2 separate regions of the Homo sapiens genome follow, and region 1 is linked to region 2. A link is a loop called in an ENCODE intact Hi-C map of the cell type or tissue named here. Cell type or tissue: B cell. All regions are shown on one strand.

What was found. Hi-C counts contacts between places; a loop is a spot of excess contacts. Peaks named below come from ENCODE experiments on the same cell type or tissue, not always from the same donor. Only the 100,000 strongest peaks of a DNase experiment are listed, where the experiment ranks them.
Region 1: it touches region 2 in a loop (5-fold over the local background); 3 of 110 quality-filtered maps call a loop at or near these places.

The regions. Positions count from the first base shown.
Region 1 is chr2:230,205,220-230,213,219 of GRCh38, reverse strand. SP110 (SP110 nuclear body protein) reads left to right here. Exons shown (of 19, transcript NM_080424.4): 4 at 193-459; 5 at 790-873; 6 at 1,667-1,750; 7 at 3,212-3,289; 8 at 5,161-5,229. It also overlaps a transcript of SP140 not described here. Among named protein-coding and RNA genes, the nearest start is that of SP110, 11 kb to the left of the region's middle. In B cell, no CTCF peak of the experiment used is centred here; DNase peaks (open chromatin) are centred at 3,609 and 7,989; H3K4me3 peaks cover 960 bases; H3K27ac peaks cover 5,308 bases.
Region 2 is chr2:230,443,389-230,451,388 of GRCh38, reverse strand. SP100 (SP100 nuclear antigen) reads right to left here. Exons shown (of 29, transcript NM_001080391.2): 4 at 7,043-7,211; 5 at 4,487-4,570; 6 at 2,239-2,301; 7 at 1,679-1,828; 8 at 1,134-1,217. All of the region lies in intron 3 of LOC101928816 (a long non-coding RNA gene), which reads left to right. Among named protein-coding and RNA genes, the nearest start is that of SP100, 31 kb to the right of the region's middle. RefSeq lists an enhancer at 3,180-3,449. In B cell, no CTCF peak of the experiment used is centred here; DNase peaks (open chromatin) are centred at 1,578, 3,288, 3,408, 4,092 and 1 weaker place; H3K4me3 peaks cover 2,788 bases; H3K27ac peaks cover 7,919 bases.

The sequences.
Region 1 (8,000 bases), 240 kb after region 2:
CCCAAACCAGATAAATAAAATATTAAGGGGCCACAAATGGATAATGATGACAATGAATCAGTTCTCTGCACCTGGGGGACAATGAATAGCTCCATGCCCCCATCCTATTGGAAGGCATGTATTAAGAAATCCCCTTCCCCAAGTAATTCTGAGTCTCCAGGGTACTGATGTGTGTCCCTTCACCAATCCCAGTTGGTGCTTCCTATGAATGGCAGAGCAGAGACACACCAATCCTACTTGAAGCCCCAACTGGCCTAGCAGAAGGAAGCTCCCTCCATACCCCACTGGCGCTGCCCCCACCACAACCCCCTCAACCAAGCTGTTCACCCTGTGCGCCAAGAGTCAGTGAGCCTGGAACATCCTCCCAGCAAAGCGATGAGATCCTGAGTGAGTCGCCCAGCCCATCTGACCCTGTCCTGCCTCTCCCTGCACTCATCCAGGAAGGAAGAAGCACTTCAGGTGAGAAACAGATCCCATCCAACACCTGTATATCCTCAGCCTAAGGTGCCTGTGCCATGTTGCCGCCAATCCCAGCATCTTGACTTTTATTGTCCTAGTTCTTCTCTTGCACCCATCTACCCAAACACAACCCTTTTCAAGAGGGATTATGAGCACTGCCGGGGGGTGGGTAAGACCTAGAGTCCAGAACACCTGCTTCCCACTCCCGGGACATTCCAACCCTCTGCCCTTGTGCCTTGATGCTCTATCTGCCCCAGGCACTTTTAACATTCACTCTTCTCCCTGACATCCAGTCCCTGCAATCTGTAATAATTTCCTTTCCTCCTTCAGTGACCAATGACAAGTTAACATCCAAAATGAATGCGGAAGAAGACTCAGAAGAGATGCCCAGCCTCCTCACTAGCACTGTGCAAGGTAACACTGACTGGGGCTGATACCGCTTAGCTCAAGGTGACTGTGAAGGGAGAACATGCGTCTGCCAACCAAGAGGCTATGGTGGGAACCCTGGGAAAAAGAACTGAGCAATACAAAGGAAAAGAAACAGAAGGGGCCAATTCACCAACGCAGCAATGCAAAACAAACCAACAACCAAAACACCATTCTGAATTGACAAGTAACCTGCGTAACACTCACACTAGTGACCCTTAGCTGATTCCTCACCCCCACCTGATTATGGGGGCCTTAGAGTTTCAACATTCTTCATTTTTATATGGTTTGGATTCTAAGAACAATGTTATCAAAATTACTAGAAAAGATGATAAAATGTTTAAAGGTCTGCTAGACCTAATATTTAGCTTCTCAAATTGTATCACTTGTCCTCCCCAAACCATCATCATAATGGAGTTTGATTACATTAAACGTAAGAATGGTATGATATTGGGCATTGTCAAAAATGATACCATGGATTCTGAGCTCTCCAGTACTGAGAAGAGGGGTCCTCTTCGATCCAAATAATATTGCATCCACTCCTCTAATACCTACCATCCAAAAAGGTTAACATAATCAGGAAGCTAACAGCAATGGAAGAACAAGTGGCTAATTGAGAGTGAATGGTTGCTTACTTTCCCACTCTATGCCATCCTTTCCCAGGCCTTGGTTGCTGTTACCCCGTCATTTTTACTTGTTGGAATAGAGCATTCTCTTTTCTCCTCATTCTGGTCCCTGCTTGCTGTTCCTGAGATCTAAAACTTTTTCTTCCTCCATTCAGTGGCCAGTGACAACCTGATCCCCCAAATAAGAGATAAAGAAGACCCTCAAGAGATGCCCCACTCTCCCTTGGGCTCTATGCCAGGTAATCTTGGTTTGGTCAACCTAAAAGCTTGCCTTTGTTTCTGTGTTTACTAAGAGGAAAAGCCATTCGGATCTTCTAGAGAGGGGGCTCTCCTCCTGCCTCTCAGCAATCTTGGCCCAGCTTCCAGTTCACCCAGCACTTGGGAGCTTGAACAGGCAGGAGACCCGACCTCTGAATGGATACAGAGTCCCTGGGGGAGGGCAAAGGAGGCAAGTCTGGAAAAGGTAGACTTGGATAGGGCCACGGATGATGATGGACAGAGCCCCACCAGTGCCTGTAGGTTTGGACTCCAAATGCCACAAAGCGCCTGAAAGGGAAACATTCACCTGCCACAAAGGGTTGTGGCAGGAACCCCAGGGGAAAGCAAGGGAACTGAGTCAGGCTGGACTGTTTGACAGAGCCACTCTTCTGAGGCCACTTCAATAAAGTAGTGCTCAAAACGGCTCTGTCAAAATGCAAAGCAAATGAACAAAAACACTGTGTGGCCCTAATAGTGAATTGCTGCAGCAGACATGGATGGTCCTCCTTCCAAGCCCCCACCTGACTGTGGGGAATTTTCACTTTCAACCCTGGTCATTTCTATATCACTTGGAGTTTAAGAGTTGATATTATGAATATAACTTGAAAGGTAATAAATTATTCCAAAGATCTAATGACTGCTTGCCACCTGCCTCAGTCACCTATTCCTAAGCAGGCCAGCATTTGAGACCAATCTCAATGCAGTGTGTAAAGAAAAAGGTGACAGCTTCATGTGAGATGAGCCTTTATTTGTTATGGCTTCAAGTTCTCTGTCTTTCTTTGTGCAGCAAAAACTAGCAGAGCTTTATATGTCTTTGCTGTTAACAGGTGCTAGCAAGCACAGGCTAGCTCCTGCTTTCTTCAAACAATCCTTATATACAGAAATATATAAGGCATTTAGCCTTCTCCACTATTTCTCCAAGTAAAATAACCACAGATAGAGCAGTTAAAGAATATCCACACATAGACGTCAAAGCAATAAGATGTATTTTTCATACAGCAAAGACATTCCCCTTCATCATGGACATCAGATTTCAATATCACCACTTTCCGCTCTCAGCTTCATTCCTTGAGCAGGGGCTGCTGGGAGCAGAAACCATGTGACTATAGTCATGATACCCAGCACAGTTTATTCCTGCAATTTCCATTCATTGCACCTTCTTCACTCACTTCTCTTCCATCCATAAGATAATCTCTCTAAAAGGATCAGACTGAGCCTCTGCTGTGGGGCAGTTGTGCCCTAGTTCCCTGTGATGGTCGCACAGGTAACAATAACCACAAGTTGGCAAAAATCAAGACAGAGCCAGGGAATTCTTAGGGCAAGCAGATTCCCGGCCCTGGGCTGCATGTACTTTCTACTTTTCTAGTTCTTGCATTGACTTCCCTCAGCACTTTCTCTTCACTGGATCTGAGCTCTGAAATGACTTATATTTCTTTTGTCAGAGATAAGAGATAATTCTCCAGAACCAAATGACCCAGAAGAGCCCCAGGAGGTGTCCAGCACACCTTCAGACAAGAAAGGTAAGAAAAGCCTTTCTTCTGTAGAGGTCAGAAGGGTGAATTCAGAGTTGCTTTCTGTTTTTCTGACTGTATCTTGTCAAGAGCACCACTATGTGACCACAGTCCTGATGCCACACACAGTTCGTTTCTGCAGTTTCCATTTGCTGCATCTTCCAAAAAGGCCTTTATGAAAATTATCAGGAAACCAGAAGGCATTTGGGGGTATTGAAATATGCCATTGGAATTGCCTGTTCTGAAAAAATCAATCTCCTATATTCACAACTTCTTAGAGTGTTAATTGCACTTCCCTCTTTAACTGAAAGTTGGTTCCCCAGAGAGGAACCCACTTCCTCTTAAGACATGGCTAGGCATTCTCTGCCATCCATCACTCACACCTCATGGTGAGAGACAGGTTAGATGTCTGTCCTTTGCTGCCTACTGGCCCCATCCAGCCCCTTCCTCCCTGATCCTCTCCTTTGAGTCTTAACCATTCAATTAAAATGTTCACTCACTCATCATCAATATCATCCAATAATTTCCCCAATAATCCTTTCAAAAGCTGCTTTTCTGTCATTTCAAGTCCCAGCATCATCCTAGATGCCTTCAGGGTACACACGGATAACAGACAACTCTGTTATCCAATACTCTGGCCCCTCAAATCCTTCATCTTCTCATTTTCCATGACTTTTTCCTCCACCAATTCTTGGCCTCCCATACCCAAAGGCAAGCTATAGACCCTATCGTCATTCAAACCTGGCTCGATTTCCCAACAGTTAATTTCAGAATTCCTTTTTTGATACCTGTCCTTGAGCTTTTCTCCTTTTATAGCTATCATTCAACCTCTGATCACTCTTTCCCAGCCCAATCCTAACAAAAGAAAAAGAATCAAAAATATATTTTTCTGTGCTTATTTATTTGTTGTTTCCTCTGAAGTTGTCCTTCAACCTCATTTGGATCACCAGTCCACTGGCCTTTCCTCCTTCCAAGCCATCATCTGCTTTTCTTTGCTTCCCAGCTTTTTAACATTGACACTAACTCACAGTCCAAGATTCATCATTTCAGTAATCTATTGCCATTATCTTAAACCTGCCTTTCCTCTCTGCCTTTTCCTAGAACTCTCTGGCAAGTCTTGGAAGACCCTACTTACCTACTTCCTGTACACTGCATCTGAAAGCCAGCAGTGCTGGAGAGAGTTCCACAGCAGGGCAGAGTGCACTCACTGGTCTTCATGGTTCCAGCACAAATCATCTCTCCTTACTGTGTGACAATGCTACTTCCTGCAATAATCCTTTCAAACCTCAAGCCCTATTTTTCAAACCTCTGACCCCCTCACCTCCTGCTTTTTGCTCAATCAGTGACTTTCCCTCCTGCACCATAAGGAGATATCAGATGAGAATCCCCTTATTTGTGCTGCTAGTCCTACAAACCCTAACTACATCTGTCTCCCTCCTCTCCGAGTTCCCTCCTTCTCTTCTAAGACAATCCTTCTGCCTCATCTTATAGTATCCATGATCCCTTCTCTCTCAAGTATTCATTAAAGCAGTATGTCTCACACAAGAATCTGCATTACATGTATCACAGCTCATTAAAAAATGCTTTTTCTTGATTCTCATCTCACTTCAACTACTTCCATATCTCTCTCCTTCATTTCACAACCAAACTTCTAGAAATGAGCTACCTAAACTCCCTGTCTCTATTTCTTCGTTTCTCCTTTTCCTCTGTCATTTTAGAGTCCTTCTTCCCCTATTACTCCCTGAAGTACCATCACCTAAGGTCACCAATGAACTTCTAGCAATGTGGTTTGAAGACCAAAAGTAAAAGCTGAATATCATTGACATACAAGATTGGGAGATCAATGTTTGTAACTATAAAACATTATCCTTTCTTTTTAGGAAAGAAAAGAAAAAGATGTATCTGGTCAACTCCAAAAAGGAGACATAAGAAAAAAAGCCTCCCAGGAGGTAAGATGAGAGTACAAGAGGAAGCTGGAGGCTGGAAACAGCTCATGCAGGGCTTGTAGGTCAAGCTGTGGAGGGTTGAATTTTATTCTAAATGCAATGGGAAGCCATTGAAGAGATTTAGTCAGTGAAGTGACACAATGTAAGCTCAATTTTGCTACGGTGTAAAGAATGAGTTGGAGCTGGGAAAGAATGGAGGCAGGGCAGCCATTTTGGGGCAGATGCCATGAGAGTTCTTGGTGGCTTGGATTCAGATCTGACAGTGGAGATGCAGAGAAGAGTGCCAATTCAAGATCAGTTTTGCAGGTATTGTTGACAGGATTTGACATATTATTAGCTACAGATGAGAAAGAGAAAAATCAAGGCCCACTCTTCAATTTCTGGCTTGAACAAGTAAGTGGTAATGCCCATTGCTGAGGGAAGATGCAAATATATTGGGGGATAACTCTTAGAGTTCAATTATTGACCTGTTCCTTTAGAGGTTTCTGCTAGCCATCTATGCAGCTGTGTATAGATGTGTGTTTTGTCAAGAACTGTAAAGGGTCTAAGATGTTACTCCACTTGCATTGGTATCTCCTTATATATATGAGTGCTGCAGGAACACAAGGTATCTGGTCAGGGAAAATAATTCTTTACTGATATTCACAACCAGCTTATCAGCCAGAGCAATATTGCAGCGTCTGTCTCCCATACACAAACCCAAAGGCAATGCTAAGAGAGCTAATGGAATCTTTCTATTCAAAATAGACTACAACTCATGTATAAGGGATGTAGAATGATGGATTTTTCTGTTTAGATACATGAGAGGGATAGCCATCATCCTTTCCTCCTGAAAGGAAAAGAAAAAACTTTGCTGCTTTGAGATAAAATGGAAAAGATCCTCGTTCCAAAGCTCTCCATCCTAACCTTTGGAATTTAAATGCATCTTTCCAAAGGCCAGAGAAACTCTAGGTGTTGCTGGCTTTTACAACCTAAAGATGTCTCCAAGTTCTGGGCTTTACCCCTTGTGATATATAAATACCTAGGGAAAGACCACTCCAGTTTTCCTGGTACTTTAGGATTTAACCTAGGAAGCTAGTCCTGGGTGAACCCATTTGGCCATCTCAGGAGATAAGAGAGGTTCTATTCTCCCTCTAGATCAGAGTAATTAACTAGAAAAATAGCTATAGCTCTAATTCTCATGGTGTGGGAAGAGGAAAATGTTTCTGGGGAAGTGAAAGCAAGTATTTCCTATATTTATATTGCATACATTTCTGTGTCTCCGGGACTAGGGCTTTTTACAGGAACACTGAGAAATCAGGAAGTTATATTCCCCACAATATGGCAATTTGGCACTCACTGAAAAAGTGTGGTCCATATATATATATATATATATATATATATATATATATATATATAAAATCTGGACCAGATAATATATAATATCTGGACCAGATATATGTATATATATGAGTTATCAATAAAATAAAGGTATTCTGATCTATGGGAGAAGAAAAGAGAACCACAGACCTAGCCCTGCTCTAAGTAATCCCAGTGGAAGAGGAATCTAGCAAGACAGACTGAGGGAACGAGACCAGTGAAGACAGAGGAGCACCAAGAAAGAACATGTTAGCAAGCCAAGAGGGAATGGTTGACTATACTGAGAGACTAAGATAAATTCAGAGAAGAGGGCCTTGAGTTTGGTCACAAAGAATCACTGGAAAATTTAAGAAAAATTTTGGTGATGGAGGCAGGAGCCAGTTGTGTGGGAAGGATAATGAATGGGAGGTGATAACATATGTAGACAACTCTAGCTGTAAAAGGAAACAGAGCAATAGATGGCAGCCTAAGCCAGTGGCTTAAAGCTCCTCTTCCCTGACTTAGTTTATCATTAGTATGATCCCAGTGTCCAAAATCACAGGGCTGGTGTCCTTTTAAGACACTTAACAGAAATGATTCCATTCTAAGAAAAGTAAGTGACCTTCCTGGGCAGGAAGGAGAGACAAGCTGCTTTCTCCCCCATTCTACTTATTAGTCAATGCCCTCTCACCATGTTATGTGTATTCTCTATGGGCCTCCTTGGTTCATTGTAAACTAGTCAGATTATTCAACTCACACTTCTGAGCTTTGTCAATCACTCTCACAACTTCAATTACCACCTTTATACTGATGGCTCCCAACTCTACGTCTTCAACTCAGGTTTGTCTTCAAGAAACACATAGCCAGCTGCACACTGGGCGTCTTTGTTTGCAAGTCTCCCATTGACACTACAGTCTCAATATGCCTGAAATTAACTTCACCTTCTTTACCAAAAACCTAGTCTTCTAAGTACCATTCAGACATTTATTCCAACAAATATGCAGTGAGCACTAACTGTATATACCCATTCTGAAAGCTGAAGACAGATTTTTTTTTTAAAGAGAGAAAGTAAGAAAGTAAGCAAAAAACAAAGGGGAAAGCTCATGGAGGTTACATCCTGGCTGGGGGAAGGAAAGAATATAAACTAGAAAGCACATAAACAAGATAATTTCAAGTACTGATGACAGGATGAAAGAAAATAATGGATAGGATTACAATAGTGACTTGCAGGTTGGGGTGGGAGTCACTTTGGATTGGATGGTCCAGGCAGAGGGACTCAAAAGTGCAAAGAACCTGAGGCAGAGAGGAAAGACCAGTGTTGTTGGTGATGATGAAGAAAGAAGGTGGTAGGAAGTGAAAAAGTAAACAAGAATCAGATTATGTAGGGTTTCACAGGCCCTTGGGAGCCTGTTGTAGTTTAACTTGAAATGAGGAAC
Region 2 (8,000 bases):
ATATCATCAAGAAAATGCAAACTAAAACCACAATGAACATCACCACATACTGGTTAGAATGGTTATTATCAAAAAGACTAAAGATAACAAATGTTGGTGAGGATGTGCAGAAAAGGGAACCTTTGTACACTGTTGGTGGGAATGTAAATTGCTACAATCACTAAGAAAAACAGTATGGAGTGTCCTCAAATAAATAAAAAGTAGAACTACCCATACAATCCATGAATTTCGCTACTGAATATATATTCGAAGGATATGAAATCAGTACAGATGCTCCTAGAGTTACGATGGGACTACATTTCCATAAACCTACCATAAATTGAACACATCATAAGTCAAAAATGCATTTAATACTTCAATAAACCCATTGTAAAGTTGAAAATCATATGTCTAACCATCATAAATCAGGGACCATCTGTATATGGAAGAGATATCTGCTCTCCCATGTTCATTGCAGCAGTATTCACAATAGCCAAGATACAGAAACAACCTAAGTACCCATCAGTGGGTGAATGGATAAAGAAAATATATACACAATGAAATACATCTACACACTGAAATACTATCTAGCCTTTGAAAAGGAAGAAATCCTGTTATTTGCAACAACAACCATGAACCTGGAGGATATTATGTTATGTAAAATAAGACAGGCATGGAAAGACATATATGACATCTCACTTATATGTAGAGTGTAAAAAAGATGAATTTATAGAAGTTGAGAGTATATGGTGGTAACAGAGGCTGGGGATATGAGGAAGAGGACTGGGGAGATGTTGGTCAAAGGATACAAAATTTTAGTTAAATAAGAGAAATACATTAAGAGATCTTTTATACAACACGATTAATATAGTTAATAATGTATTCTTAAAAATTACTGAGAGAATAGGTTTTGTGTTATCACCACAAAAATGATAAGTACGTGAGGTAATATTTATGCTAATTAGCTCTAATTAGCCTTTTCACAATGTGTACATATTTCAAAACAACATGTAATGATAAATACATCCAGCTTTTAATCTGGTAATTTTAAAAAGTGGTTACGATGGTAAAACAACAACCAACCAACCAACCAACCAAATGTATAGCATCTGAATAAGAAAGGAAAGAAAATAGGCAAGGTAAGCAATAATTACTTTCTTCATCACAGGGCAACGGGCAGGGCATCTCCCTTCCAGCATCCCCATTATTCACTTGGACAGCAATTTGTTCGCAGGACTCTGGAGATAAACGAGATCACAGCTGAGATCCAGTAGAGCCTTGCTCTGTCCTGTTTCCATTTGGTTAGACCTCACCCTGCTTCTCCTTTCTTCTCCTGTTTCTACTTATACCCCTGTCTGCATATATTGCTGCGTGAAGGTGTTCGTGCTTCATTGATTCCTGTCCAATCTCTCTCTTACTTTCTCCTTTTGCCTTTTGTTTGTCTCTCTTCTTTGGTGAGACTCTGCAACTCTTCCCCTTTCTCTCTCAGTTTTTTGCTTCTAGCTTTCTTCCTCCAGGTCTTTGTCATCAGTATGTCAGTGTATCAGGCTCATCTGTATAACAGGCCCCCTCTGTGTCTATGTGATTTTCCCCTGCTTGTTAAACAGGTGTCTCCTTGTATTGTGCATTAGACTCTTCCTCTGCCACCAGCCAGGGCCCCTTGGCTCCTCCCCATTCATGCCAACCCAGTCAGTCTTACCTGTTGGCTCAGCCTTTTGAGCACATTGTTCATTTGTTTGTTGGCTTCCTAGCGAATCATCTTTGTCACTGGTTGTATCTTTTCTCTTTGCATTTATCTGTTCTGTTTCACAGGGGTGCTCTGAGAGTCCATTTTCAGGTGGGGTTGTACCTAAACCATGGTTTGATTCACAGGTATTTTATTTGCCCTCTGCTGCCTGTCACTCCCCTCCAACCACTACAGCACGGGCCACTGATGGACGTAAGGTCAAGGCACCAAGGCAACAGCCAGATTCAAGCAGATGCAGGCAGAAAATGGTGAAGCAGGCACATGGGTAAAACGACCAGGCTCAGCGGCAGCAGGAACCAGCAGCAAGTGTGATTAAGGGGTGTGGGAGGAAGAAACCCTCCTAGGCAACCTAGAGGATAAGGACTTGTTATTTAAATCCCAGAAATGGAAAAACTGTAGATGTAAAACCTGAAAATTCTGGACAATCATTAACACAAAGAGGCAACCCCACAGCACATTCCAGAAAGGGGCAAGAATAGCAGAGGCTCAAAGAGTAGTAAACAGGAACAAACCAGCATGAGATGGGGAACCCGAAGGTGGCCAAGTCAGGCTTCGAAAAGAGTTTTCACCAGTTCCTGGCAGGAAGAAATTAGAAGTTTATTTCAGAAATCGAGGTATGGATTTTGCCATTCTCCCCTAATCCCTTTTTGGTCTCTGTAACGTAGGAGTTAAAGACCCCTTCTAGGTCTCAATGCAAAGGCCACCTGGAGCTGGCAGATGCTACCTAATTACTGAAGTCAGACTCCAGCCTTGAGAGTAGGGGACTGGGTCAGCTGCACCCCTGGATGACAGGGGCCTTGGCCAGACAACTCTGCTGCGTGTCCTCTGTGAGACACTCTGGTAAGTGATGATGGCAGAGTGATCCTGCCTTTGTCCCCAGAGCTACCCTGCCCAGGGCCCTTAGCTCAGTTTCTTTGAAGTCCTGGTTGCCTCATGCCCACCCCCTTTCACACAACACCCTCCCTCTCCACATCTGTTCATGCTTTCTCATTGGCTTTTCCATGAGGACTCAGTGTCTGAGTAGCCTCTACTTCCTCCAGCTCTTGGTATTCTTTTTTTCTGGATCTTTTTGTCTGCAAATATTTCCTCATTTTTGTTTCATTTTTCTGTTTTTATTTTTTTAGATTGCCTGGATAGCACAGGGTTAGGAATGCAGGCTCTGGGGTAGAACATCTGGGTTTTTCCTTATTCATCTGACCCTATGTAAACTCCATTTGTGGTATCTCTGGATTTCAGTTACCTTATCTGCAAAATAGGCATATAAGTAATATTAATCTCCAATGGCTGTCATGAGCATTAAACCAACCGCCACAGAGTAGATGTTCAATCAAAGTGAGCTGTTAATGACAAGGTTATTTTTGTTGTCTTTTACCCCTTTTCACGGTTTCATTTCCCTTCCTTTGTCCTCTAGGTACTTACATCCTCTTCCCATGTGCATCACTTCCTTTCTGAGTCTCTCTACATGACCGCCTTTCTCTTTGAATATTCCTGCTCTTGAACAACATCCTCACATTTAAATTTGTCCCCTCTTCTGCCATCACCAAGTTTCTCCCGTGATATAAGAAATATACATTTCAGTCTTAATTCCCTGCTCCTGGCCAGAGCTCCTAAAACCCTAAAACATCTTAAGTCATAACAAGTGAAAAGAGCACTTTCTGTTATTCATAACAACCCCTTTTCGACCACACCTGGGTTTATGTTAATGAGGTAACTTTTGGAAAGCCCCTAAGGATTGGGGTGTGGTTGCCAGGGGAGCTGAACATGAGATTAGAGGGGTGGAACTTTCAGCTCCACCTCTTGACCTCCAGGGAGGGGAGAGGAGGGATGGAGGTTAACTTAATAATCAGGTGCCAATGATTTAATCAATCCAGGCTGTATAATGGAATGTCCATAAAGAACCCTAAGTGACTGGGTTCAGAAATCTTCTGGGTTGGCAAACACATGGAAGTGCCAGGAGAGTCGTGTCCCAGAGAGGGCAGAAGCTCTGTGCCCTTCCCCACGCTTTGCCCTATGCATTTCTTCCACTTGGCTCTTCTTGAGTTGTATCCTTTATAATAAATGTCAAATATAAGTCAACATTTCCATGAGATCTGTGTGATCTACTAGGAAAGTATGAAAGCCAATGAAGGGCTTGCGGGAACCTCCAATTTACAGGCACAGGCCACAACCTGAGACTTGCAACTGGCATCTGAAGTGGGGGGCATTCTTATGGGAATGAGCCCTTAACCTGCGGAGTCCGTGCCAAGTCTGGGCAATTAGTGCCAGAATTCAATTAAATTATAAGATATCAGATGGTATCTACAGAGAATTGGAGAACTGACTGATGTGGGGAGATCACCGACATGTTTGGTGTCAGAAGTGTTGTGAATATGACAGTACAGGTAAAACAGGAGCCTTTCTTTCCCCAGGGGTCTCCTCTTTGATGTTGACCACGGGCCACGGGCTGTGGTTCTTAACCCTTTGCAACTTCACACTGATCCCCTACAGGGACCTTTCTAAATTACAATTACTTCTAGGTAGTCGGCATCTGTAAATCTGGCCTACTGACACGCTTGGTTCTGATTCCCTCATGGTTATTGAGCCAACTATGCCTTGTCATGGCCACTTCTCCAGGACCCTGCACCTGGTTAGAAGCTCATATAACTCTCTCCTTGACTTCTCCATAGTCCTTCCATATGTCTTCCCTGATTCACAATCTCCACTCAGAACCTTGGATCCCTAACCTCTCTTAGAAAAAAGCTTTTATTCTGTCATTTTTACCTTGTTCAAGACTTAGTTGGAGGCCAGACCTCTCCTCCCTCTCTTCTTCTTCACTTTCTTGGAGAGGCAATTTGTCATGGATTACTGAAGAGTGGGAGAGAGAAGAAGCAATTAGAGATCTACAGGGACCAGGGACAATGTCTGGAAATCATGCTTTTAGGAATTTCCAGCCCTTGGGTGACTCAGAGCTCAGAGGGTTCCACATGACCTAAAGTTCTCCCGTCATCCCCTGGGACAGAGAAGAGAAGACCCCAACAGTGAAGGCTTTATTGTCCTACACAAAAAGGAGACATTCAAGATTTAAGGATAAAGGAGTAATGGAAACATTGTGAGCTGTGTTACCCTCAAAATTGTCAGATGGCAGGGTAGGCATATATCAAGTGTAAGGAAGAAACTGGGGAATTCCCTGGGGAGAAGGTCTCAAGTCCTAGAGAGATTCCACTTTTTTATAATCAGCCAGGTGCAGTGGCTCACACCTGTAATCACAGAAAATCAGCCACGTGCAGTGGCTCACACCTGTAATCACAGCACTTTGGGAGGCCGATGCAGGAGGATTGCTTGAGCCCAGGATTTTGAGACCAGCCTGGGCCACATAGCTGGACCTCATCTTTGAAAAGAAAAATAAAATTAGCTGGATGTGGTGTTGCACACCTATGGTCCCAGCTACTCAAGAGGCTGAGGGGGGAGGATCACTAGAGCCCAGGAGGCTGGGGCTGCAGTGAGCTGAGATTATGCCACTGCACTCCAGCCTGGGCAACAGATTGGAACTGTCTCAAAAAACATAAATAAATAAAAAATAAATGAGAAAAACCTCAACATCTTTAAAGATGAGGCTAGAAACAGGAGAATGTTGTCTTAATTGGGTCAGGGAGGATGAACAGTTCTCAAATAAACATAACAGAGGACACAGGGGCAGCTTGTGTGGACTTCAGGGTCCGAGAGTCAGCAGCATCTCCCTGATGGTGGGTGGGCTTGCTGTGCTGGGTGGGGCGGTGGGTGGTGCTGTCCCAGGTCAGTGACAGTGAGCCTCAGGGCAGGTCACCCAAGCACAAGGAGCGCCAGAAACTAAGACGTGAGTTGTGGGCACTGGAGCTAGGAAGGGGGATCCCTGCAGTCCATGGAGAGGAACAGAGCCCCTGAGAATGTGGGCAGTAAAGGTAGCACCATTCCCTTCATCCCCGCAGCCTGGACCATCCTGCTTACAAACATAACATTGACTCAAAATTTGTGCCCAGGTATTTGATTTCCTTTTATTCCTTTTCTGACTTGAATTTTTGCTATAGAAATTATTTTATTATTAATTTAGATAAGGTTAGTATTGACACAAATCAATAAGCCATATACAACTACTGCTTACACTTCTTTCCTTGTTTATAAACCTGCAGTATTTCTTGATTGCCTAGCGAGTAAACTTCAAATTCCTTAACTTTAAATTCCAGGCCTTTCAATATCTTCCTCCAATTGATCTAAGTCAACTTGTATACTGCTTCTCACTCTCAGATTTAGCCAAATCTAATTTGCCCTGTTTTGCAGACATGTTTTCACACTTTTATTCCAGTTCCCATAGCATCCACCATCTTCAGAGCATGTGCCCATTTTTCTTGTGATGTCTCTATCTCTTATTTGGAGAACTGGGTTGAGATTAAACTGTGTGGGAATAAAAAGTTTTCCAGGCAAGTAAAAAAAATTGGAGGACGTCTTTAACGTGTACCATTTTAATAGTATAAATTATGCATTCTCAGGAAAAAGGTCAAGAATGAAACCTTTAGTTTGGTATAGCACCAAAAATAGTCCCTGGCAGAGTAATCAGTTTTGTCAATCTTTGTTTCACCCCTTGTGGATAAAGGGTTAGCAAAACCACTTCTGCTTCACTGAAGGCAAACTTGACCCAGGGTTAACTTTCTTGCTCATATTCTGGAAACCTAATAAAGGTAGCCTTTTTTGCAGTGTTACTAGGCAAACACTGAGGTTAGAAATGACCCATGACAGGTTGACTGGGACTATATATGGACAATAAATACCTGTGGGGAAGCCATAGTTGTGGTCTTCCTTCAATTGATAACTCTTGTAACTCAGCTTGCCTCTTAGGGCATCCTGAAAGCTGTGACTGTGGAGTTGTTACAAGAGACATACACTCCCACAGGCATGTGGTGCTGAGCCAAGGTGGATCCTGCACCCACAGCTAAGCTGTCACTCAGGGCAGGTAGTAGTCAATTTGGTGGATGCTATGTAGACCACTGCAAGGGCTCCCACTGAAGATAAGAAGCTGCCCTGTTGGGATTCTGTTTCTTATCCTATACTCTTCTAAGTAAATCTGATGCCAGTGTGGCTCTGGTTGTCCTGTGAGTCTAAGTGGCCAGTGAAGCAGACCTCCGGGTACTTGTTTTACCATAGCCATACGCCATGAGCTAAGAGAAGACTCATGGCATGTCTATTTTGTTAACTACTCTATGCCCACTGCCCAACACAACATGTCACTCATGGTAGGAGATCAGTATATACTTATTGAAAAAACTTGGCCCTGGAAATAAAAAGGTAGATAATAAATCTAATTACCATTTTCAAAGCCTTTATAAATGTGAATTAAATCGGGGTATTCCTGCATGTTGACATCGCTGAACAGTGCTTCCAGAACTGGCAGGTTAAATGTCTTCTCCAGTTCACTAAGAACATTGTACACCACTCTCTGTACAGGGACCAGGTTTCTACAAGAATCTTGAGAATCCTTAAAAAATATTGAATGGAGAAAATATAAATAAAGACTTCCAAGTCACAGAAGAGCTCTAGAAAGGAATTCTATGGTTACTGTATTCTAATTTCTCTACGTAGGTATTTTCATGTGAGGTTCTATAATTTTTACTTATTTGTATAGCCAGTAATGAAAGAAGTAAGTCCCTTGTCCTTAAAAATGCCCACTGATGAGCCTGATTGCTTCACCCTCATTTACATTAGATGCAAAAAGGGGAAATTTGGAAGGATAAAAGTGGGCTCAAAGTCCTTTAATAGCCTGATCCATATGTTTTTAGGATAGACGTAGCAGGCAATTGATGAGTGGCTGTTTTGTTGGCTGGACAACCCCTGCTCTTCCCCCAAGACTGATTTGGCCTGAAGGGCCCAAGGAAACCAGGCAACCAGTCTCCCCTTGCTGTGAACTTGGCCACAGAGGAAGCATATTCATAGCCAGAGATGACTCGCTGCTCTGTATCTCCAACAGGGCCTATGGGTGGAATTTACCCATATTCCAAGACTCCAGAAATGCACAAAAAAAAGGAAAGAAAAAGAAAACAAATGTGTTGGAGAAAGAATAACAAGCATCTACCTCCAAATTTGTCCTCTCTAGACATCAATTCCCTGTGGGTTTTAATGTTCCCAGATCTAGGCATTTTAAATTGATGTTAACTGGAAGAAAATGCTGTGTCAACTGCTATTTCAAGTAAATCACTTCATTAAAATTATTTTTAAGTTTTAGTTTATGTTATAGTGTACGAATTCTACAAAACATTGTACATTTATG